2 separate regions of the Homo sapiens genome follow, and region 1 is linked to region 2. A link is an interaction called in ENCODE POLR2A ChIA-PET data of the cell type or tissue named here. Cell type or tissue: OCI-LY7. All regions are shown on one strand. Each heading gives the region's core, and the rest is flanking DNA. Links, peaks and the distances in the headings are about the cores only. Region 1 has its middle 13 kb from the start of APBB1IP. Region 2 overlaps APBB1IP (amyloid beta precursor protein binding family B member 1 interacting protein).

Region 1 (4,399 bases), core at 97-4,096, 57 kb after region 2:
TCAAGGGTCAACTGTATATGCATACACTGTCTCTCCCCAGAGCATGTGTCTGTAAACCAGTTATCATGACTACCTAGTATAATTGATTAAAAGTACAAAACACATGGGGATTGTTTGATTTGCCAGGATCAAAATCCATTCAAACGGGCTCAAGCAAAAAGGGAAGTTATTGGAGAGAAGCTCTGATAGCTCATGGAACAGCAGGAAGGATAGCCAGGTCTCGAGGGATGAAACCAAGAACTCCAGGACCCCCAGGGAGTCTCTCCATCTCTCTTTCTTTGTGTGCTCACATGATTGATATCTAATATTCTCTAATATTCTCTGCCCAACCTTTTTATCCTTTTTCTGCAGATCAGCTTTCTCTGGTCTACCACAGCCATTGCCCTGGATCAGGTTTCCTGGACTCCATACTTGTGGAGATGGAGATGGTGCAGAATGTTCCCTAGGAGAGCTTTCAGGAACAATATATGTAAAGTAGGGCAGGAAGAAGGATTGGATACTGGGAGAAATTAAACTATGATGCAGCAGCAACGGAGGCTCCAGCCAATTCTATACGGAGTTCTAGGCCAGACTTTGAACTGTGCGCGTTGACCAGCCATTGGATGCTGGCTGTCCCTGGTGAGAGGGACATATCTTTAGACAAAGTGAATCCCTTTGGTCAAGGGTGATTTCTGGGGAGGATCTCAGCTATGAATAGTCAGTAGTTAGCACCCTTGCAAGGGGGATGATGAGCCCTGGGCACCCATTCAGCCACCCAGTCCAGCTTGACCTCATGTCTCATCTCAAACACCAACTGGGACTGAAGCAAGTCCCTGTGTTCCACTTCCAAATTCCTAGGAGTGAGCATCTGACTGGATTAGGTATCCTTTTCCTGTTCTGATCAGCTCTGGCCCTGGAAGTCGGGTCACAAGATATATTACCCAGTGGGTATTAACTAACACATTTGCTAATAATCAATTAGCAAAAACAATTTGTCTTTGATGATAAATGCAGATTTGTCTTTTAATAATAAATGCAAGTCAGCAAAGGTTGGATAATCAGTTTTTAGGGCAGATATTACTTTATTAACATTTTTCGTTCAAGAACAGCTGTGGCAAACATTGAAATAGTGGCAAACATTCAGAAAAATATGATTTCAAAAAGTCAGATGGGTGGGGTGGCAAGTCATGTAAAAACAAGCAAGCCCACATTTATCCAGAAGACAGGTGAATACTTATCTTTATTATTATTATTTCTTTTATTTATTTATTTATTTTTTGAGACAGAGTCTTGCTCTGTCACCCAGGCTGGAGTTCAGTAGCATGATCTCAGTTCACAGCAACCTCCGCCTCTCAAGTTGAAGCGATTCTCATGCCTCAACCTCCCACGTAGCTGGGATTACAGGCACGCCACCACACCTGGCTAATTTTTGTATTTTCAGTAGAGATGAGGTTTTGCCATGTTGGCCACACTGGTCTTGAACTGCTGACCTTAAGTCATCTGCCTGCCTCGGCCTCCCAAAGTGCTGGGATTACAAAGTGCTGGGATCCCAAAGCGGCATCAGTCACCGTGCCTGGCCAACATTTACCTTTTAATAGCATATTTTACCCTTTTGTTTACCACATCTTTAGTTTTGCCTTTTCCAGAATGTCATGGAATTGGAATCATACAGCATGTAACCATTTCAGACCAGCTTAATTCACTTAGCAATGTGCATTGAGGATTTATTCATGTCTTTGTGCGGCTTGATAGCTCATTCCTTTTTACTACTTACTAATATTTGATTATATAAATATATTGCAGTTTGTTTATCCATTCATCTATAGGAAGCCAGAAAAGGGGTCTTGAGCTAGACTCCAAGAGAGGGTTCTTGGATCTCACACAAAAAGGAATTCAAGGCAAGTTGCAGAATGCAGTGAAAAAAGTTGTTTTATTGAAAGCTACTCAGATACAGAGTAGGATGTCCTCAGAAAGCAAACAGAGGAATGCACCATCTTTATTTGAGATTTTTCTTATGTAGAGGTCTTGTCTATGACAAGACTAAACTAAGCTGTGCCTGTGTGTGGGTTGGCTGACAGCATGATAGAATTTATTATTTGATTGATTTAAAGAAAACTATCTTGACAGTTTAGTGTGTAAGTACATCAAAGCATAACTATAGTTATCCTGAAAGCCTATCTTGTTATGGCTATTGGAACTTCTGGACTTCCTGTTGCTGTAGGAGTTTGTTCTTGCAGGCATTACCAAGTTACCTCCTTAGCTTTGTAAGTGACCAGTAAGCAATGTTCCTTGCTAGTTTTAAGATGAAGGAGATTTTAAAATGGTGTCACCCTGCTAGTTTTAAGATGGAGGTGATTTAAAAATGTTGTCGGCCGGGCACTGTGGCTCACACCTGTAATCCTAGCACTTTGGGAGGCTGAGGCGGGTGGATCACGAGGTCAGGAGTTCGAGACCAGCCTGAACAACATGGTGAAACCCCATCTCTACTAAAAATACAAAAATTAGCCTGGTGTGGTGGTGTGCACCTATAATCCCAGCTACTCAGGAGGCTGAGGCAGGAGAATCACTTGAACCCAGGAGATAGAGGTTGCAGTAAGCCAAGATCGTGCACCATTGCACTCCAGCCTGGGTGACTCTTTCTAAAAAAAAAAAAAAGAAAGAAAAGGCGTCATCCTAGGCTCCTGCTCCCCTAACAGAAATACATCTTGGTTACTCCCAGTTTTTGGTCATTATGAATAAAACTGCTATAAGCATTCACACGCAGGATTTTGTGTGGACATAAGTTTTCAAATCAGCTGGGTAAATTCCTAGGAGTGCAATTGCTGGATTGTTCTATGTAAAATGTTTATTTAAAAATGGAATGCTTGTTCCCTGGTGCTGCACTCTAACATAAATGTAATTCTCTCAGCAAGGCCAATTTTACTTTCTGCAGAAAGGGTGCTCATTGCAGATGTAACAATGGCTAGAGCACACCTGAACAAAGGAAGGAAGCAATTTTTATCCCTTACACAGTTTGTCCCTGCTACTGTGTCCTGTCGCCATTGGCTGGAGCCAGACCTCACAATCTAAACTAAAACCCAATTGGCTAACAGTTTAAACTTTTCTAAATAGGTGAAAGTAATGGAAAGACAAAGGAAAAGAGGAAGTTGCTTATGCCAAAAAAGGAAGGGGCATAGGCTGCAAGCTGGAACATGCCCGTGAGCATGTCCAGCACAAATATCTTGGTTAAGGTACAAGGACATAGAATGTACTACATGCCTGCGAGCATGTTTAACAGCTACATAGGACAGGGCTTACTTACCAAACAGTTATTAGCACAAAGCAAGAATGCTTAAAGGAAGTTAGTTTTTAAAATAAGCTATTATTTTTAACACTTATGATTTATTCTTTAACAAGAAGGGAAACTTTGAAGAGGAACTTTTACTTTCTACATGGATCATATAAGAAGACTATGATTAGTTTTGTAAGAAACTGCCAAACTGTCTTCCCAAGTGGCTGTACCATTTTGCATCCCCACCAACAATAAATGAGAGCTCCTGTTGCTCTGCACTCTCACCAGCAATTGCTGTTGTGGCTTTTTCAGATTCAAGCCATTCTAATGGGTGTGTGATGGTATCTCATTGTTGCTTTAATTTGCATTTTCCTAATGACAAATGATGTTCAGCATCTCTTCATATGCTTAATTACTATCTGCAGATGTTTTGCCCATTTTTACTTGGCTTTATTGTGTTATTGATGAGTTTGTAAGAGTTCTTTGGATATTTTGAGATGACTGGATTTTTACTATTCGATTCCTGCTTACTTAGAATTAATCCTAGCAAGGCCTGAAGAACTTCTTCTCCCACCCTCATTTCCTTTCACACAGTGGTGGCAAATGGCAGCTACCACCAGTCAGCTTTTGTATGAAAGACCAAATTTAGTAAAAGGTGGTTTAGGGCTGTAAAATGTGTGAAAAGGCAGGCTATAACATCTTTACTTAAAAATACCTCCTCTATTAAAATGGACCATTCGTTTCATCCAGTGTGGTTCTTAACTCTGGGTGCGCAGTAGGACCACCAGGGTAACTATTAAAAATACTGATGTCTTAGCCAATATCTTAAAAAAATTATTTATAATTTTTTCTTTTTTAGAGATATAGTCCTGCTCTGTTACCCAGAGTAGAGTGCAGTGGCACCATCATAGCTCACTCAGCCTCCAACTCCTGGGCTCAAGGAATATTCCTGCCTCAGCCTCCTGACCACCAGGTCTGGCTTATTTTATTTTATTATTTTATTTTTTGTAGAGATGGAATTTTTCCTATATTGCCCAGGCTGGTCTCAAACTCCTGGCCTCAAGTGATCTTGTTACTTCAACCTCCCAAAGTGCTGGGATTACGGGTGCAAGCCATCTCACCCAGCCCAATATCTTAAAATAATTGTTG
Region 2 (4,399 bases), core at 188-4,187:
CACCGTTTCAGCTGTACTTTTAGTTATGCTTAGTCTTTACTTGGACTAAGATACTAATACCAATAACAGAATGAAAATTTCAGAGCACTGAGAATGAAAAGAAAAGACAAAACAGAATATTTGTGAGCAAGACCCTGTCTCTACAAAAAATAAAAAAATTAGCCAGTCATATTGGCATGCGCCTGTAGTCCCTGCTATTCAGGAGGCCGAGGCAGGAAGATTCTTTGAGCCCAGGAGTTCAAGGCTGAAGTGACTCATGATTGCACTATTGCACTCCAGCCTGAGCAAAAGAGCAAGACCCTGACTCAAAATAAATAATGATAAAAAAATGAAACAACAGAGGAGGTATAAAAATGACTTTGCAATTATTAAAATGAGACACAGTCAATGAAGTTCAGGAAGGTTAGAATTAGCCTTCAGTATTAACCAGAGAAGTTGCTACCTGTCTGTCTACCAAGAAGAAAACTCCTCACTCAATTGCTTCTGTGCATGGCTGGGGTTGAGAGAGAGAGAAATCTCCCCTTGCTCTCTACCTGCCTGATAATAATAAAAATAACAGCGAATAACTATTAGGTGTTCTCATTCCATGCCAGGGATTGTCCTGGTGCGTTACGTGCATTGACTGATTAAATCCATCCTCACACCCTAGGTGAAATGAAAACACTTTTATATTCATCTTAGATGAGAAAACTGAGGCATCCAGAGATAAGTAAATCGATCGAGTTTACACAAAGTAAGTCAGTCATCAAATATTTATTGATCCCAGACATGATTGGAGGCTTAAACAAATTTCTGGAAGATTTTTCTGTGTGGGTTTTCCTCAGCTGTATTTCTTCTCTTCAATGAATTTATCTGCATACTGTACATCTTTCTATGTTAAAGACAGTTAAAGAAAAATGTTTGTATCCTAGTATTGACTGCTTTTTTTTTTTTTTTTTTTTTTTTATCAGATGGAGTTTTGCTCTTGTTGCCCAGGCTGGAGTGCAATGGTGTGATCTCGGCTCACTGCAACCTCCACCTCCCAGTTCAAGAGTTTCTCCTGCCTCAGCCTCCCAAGTAGCTGGGATTACAGGCACCGGCCACCATGACCAGCTAATTTTTTTTTTTTTTTTTCACTTGAGAAAGAGTTTCACCATGTTGGCCAGGCTGGTCTCAAACACCTGACCTCAGGTGATCAGCCCGCCTCAGCCTCCCAAAGTGCTGGAGTTACAGGGACTGTTGTTTTTTTACCCTACAGTGTTTTGAGTTTATTACTAGATTGCCAAAACTAAAATAGAACTGGAATTGATGAGAAATAAGTTTCAAAAATCTGAGGCTCTCCAAGTATCAATTTGCTTTGATATTTTTATTATTTTTTAATTAGAAACCATCTGGCAACATTTTTTTCTAGGAAATAAATCAGTAGACATATTACAACTACAGATACAAAAGAGGAGAAAAAAATTTTAAAAAGCTTATGAATGGGATTGCCCTTAGGATGAAATACGCACTACAGAATTCGGATGCTCGCAAATGCTGGTGGAAACTGTGAAGTCACCTGTGTACAGTGTGATTGAAAATAACTTAGAATATTGAATTTTACCTGATTCCTTCAGTGTTGTATTTTTTCAAAATGCAATGAAAGCGTTTTATCAAGAGGAAGTGGTTCACAGAATAACACAGCATATGGTTAAAGGTTCTTGCAACGTTTGAGGGAGGAGAAAGGGGAAGCCGAGGCTTCTGTGTAGCGTAAAACAGGAAACAGAAGCATCTCTAAAGTTACGGATTATATCAAATAATTCACTCAACAGAGAACTAAGGTGAAGAAACCTCTTGGGCCAACTTAACCAACTTTGCACTGTACCCCTGAGATCGGTGAAAATCTTAATAGGCTAGCAAGTAGTTACTGAATCAAAAGGACAATGACTGTGGTCATATGATCAATTCAGACTAATATGCAGTGAGTCACAAACAAAATTCATATGGACATGTGTATATACATAGGTAGGGTCACACAGAAGGGACAGCCAAGACAACAGGGTCCTTTTGTAAGCAATATTGTCATGGCAAAAGTTACCTGTAAATAACATTTTAAATAAAAAACTAATCATTAAATGAAATGATTTATTTCAGTAATTTAAAAAAATACTAAGAGAGTGCTTTGAAAAGTCTTAGAATTTTGCAGTAAAGACACACACACACACACACACACACACACACACACACACACACGTAATGAGATGGGCTACCACATTTTAAAAAATATGATTTAGGCCAGGTGCGGTGGGTTACACCTGAAATTCAGCACTTTGGGAGGCAGAGGTGGGAGGATCACTTGAGGCCAGGAGTTCAAAACCAGCCTGGGCAATATAGCAAGACCCCATCTCTATCCCCTCTGCCAAAAAAATTAGCTGGGCATAGTGGTGCGCACCTGTGGTCTCAGCTACTCAGGAGGCTGAGGTGGGAGAATCCTTTGAGCGCAAGAGCTCATGGCTACAGTGAGCTATGACAGCACTACTGCCCTCTAGCCTGAGTGACAAAGTGTGACCCTGTCTCTAAAATTAAAAAATAAAAACAAAAATAACAAAACAAAAAATAAAAGATACAATTTTTAAATGTGCTTATTTCCAAATTGCTGTGATTTTATGCAAACCATAAAGTTAGTGAAAAATTTATGTTTTGCATAAAATCAAAGCAATTTGGAAATAAGTGGGTGGGACAAGGTGGGGACACTCTGCTAAGTCAAGCTTCAGTTAGAAAAAAGTGAGAGAACTGAACAACACCCAAAAATGTTCCCCAGGACTCAAGTGCAAGAACACTTGACACAGGACAACAGAGGTCAGCACATATGAACCCAACATCCCCACTTCCATCTGTCTGTCTGGCCTCCAGCTCTGGGAGACAAGTTGTAGACTAGTTTCACTTGGATGCCCACGGGTTGGAAAGAGAGTGCCAAGTCTCTAGATTATTTTAAGTTCCCTTTTTTTTTCTACTTTGGGTGTCTATATAAGGAATGGGGAACTGCTTTTGTATTTAGGACCTACTGTGACCTAAAACCAGAGGGACAATGCAATTTAGAATTTTTTGAAGAGATACAAATAGAAAATACTCTGTTTATCATGTTGTATTAATAAATAAAAATCATGAACATTTCTTTTTAGAAACAAAAGTCCTGTGAATAGTTAGGTCAATTCACTGTCCCCTACTTGTCTTTATTTTCTCATGAATCTATCTCAACTGGACTTTTGTTTGCACTATGTCACCAAACTGTGTGCCAAGATTACCAACAATCTGTGGTGTATGGTGGCTCATGCCTGTAATCCCAGCACTTTGGGAGGTCGAGGTAGGCAGATCACTTGAGCCCAGGAGTTAGAGACCAGCCTGGGCAACATGGGGAAATCCCATGTTTACCAAAAAAAAAAAAAAAAAAAAAAAAAAGAAGCAGCTCAACCATTCCAATATTAAAGTTATTTTGAAAGAAGAGATTACCAATGATCTCTCTGTTGTGAAATCCAATGGTTAGTTCCCAGTCAGCATCTTATACAGCCTTTAATATTATTGATCACTCCCTCCTGGAAATATTTTCTTCACTTGGCTTTCCTGACAGTTTTCTTTCCTGGTTTTCCTCCTCACAGAGGCCAATGTACCTTGAAGCCAACAAAGAAGCTTACATTTCAGGGCTTCTCACTTGCAGGACCCTTCTGATGCCACATGTCTCCTCTGGCACCCCAGCAGCAGCACACAACACAACACTGTTCTGTTGCTGGGAGGTCACCTGGGTCAGGGTTCCTAGGTCTTGGAGTGGGGTCAGGCGACTACCAGCACTATCTCCACTTTACTTGGAGTCCAGCAAAAGCCCTCCCATGATGCATTTCGTGGACATTAGATCTCATGTCCCAATCCAAGGAGAAGATCTGAAGGAAACGCTCTGCTCTGCTCCTTGCCCGGGGTCACCTTGATCCAAGCTTCCTGGCTACCTTATGTCACCCCCAGCTCCAGCTCAGGATTTGGGAGGGTGGTGGGAACTGATGGTTCTGTGGTCCTGGCCAAACAGTCCAGCTGTCGCCTGGGCCTTTGGATGCCACAGGGTGCCATGTTAGTAAGAACAAAGGCTGCACTTCTCTGAGGCCTTGTTCACTGGCAAGAAGTACCGCCAGAGCTAGAAACCACAGAGGAAGTTACAGAGGAGGCATTACCATCTAGAGCTGTCAAGCAAAAGTCAACTTCTTCTCAACTCTCAATCCTAAAAATTAATTTTGATCAGCCATGCTGGAGGAGACACTAAATCATCTATACAGAAAATTGTATTTCAAATTTATTCCCTATAGGAAGAGAAGGTAAAAGAATATGCAGCCAAAAGCGTAGCAAAAATACATCAGCAAGTTATTTAATCATCATAAAGATTACAATGTTGCTTTTT

What was found. Peaks named below come from ENCODE experiments on the same cell type or tissue, not always from the same donor. Only the 100,000 strongest peaks of a DNase experiment are listed, where the experiment ranks them.
Region 1: POLR2A ChIA-PET joins it to region 2 with 5 read pairs; 9 of 35 experiments call an interaction of 5 or more read pairs at or near these places.

Annotation. Positions count from the first base shown.
Region 1 is chr10:26,422,656-26,427,054 of GRCh38, reverse strand. No RefSeq gene overlaps it. Among named protein-coding and RNA genes, the nearest start is that of APBB1IP, 13 kb to the left of the region's middle. In OCI-LY7, for the core only: no CTCF peak of the experiment used is centred there; no DNase peak of the experiment used is centred there.
Region 2 is chr10:26,479,639-26,484,037 of GRCh38, reverse strand. All of the region lies in intron 2 of APBB1IP (amyloid beta precursor protein binding family B member 1 interacting protein), which reads right to left. Among named protein-coding and RNA genes, the nearest start is that of APBB1IP, 43 kb to the right of the region's middle. In OCI-LY7, for the core only: a CTCF peak has its summit at 2,511; DNase peaks (open chromatin) are centred at 1,697, 2,917 and 4,127; H3K4me3 peaks cover 3,030 bases; H3K27ac peaks cover 4,000 bases.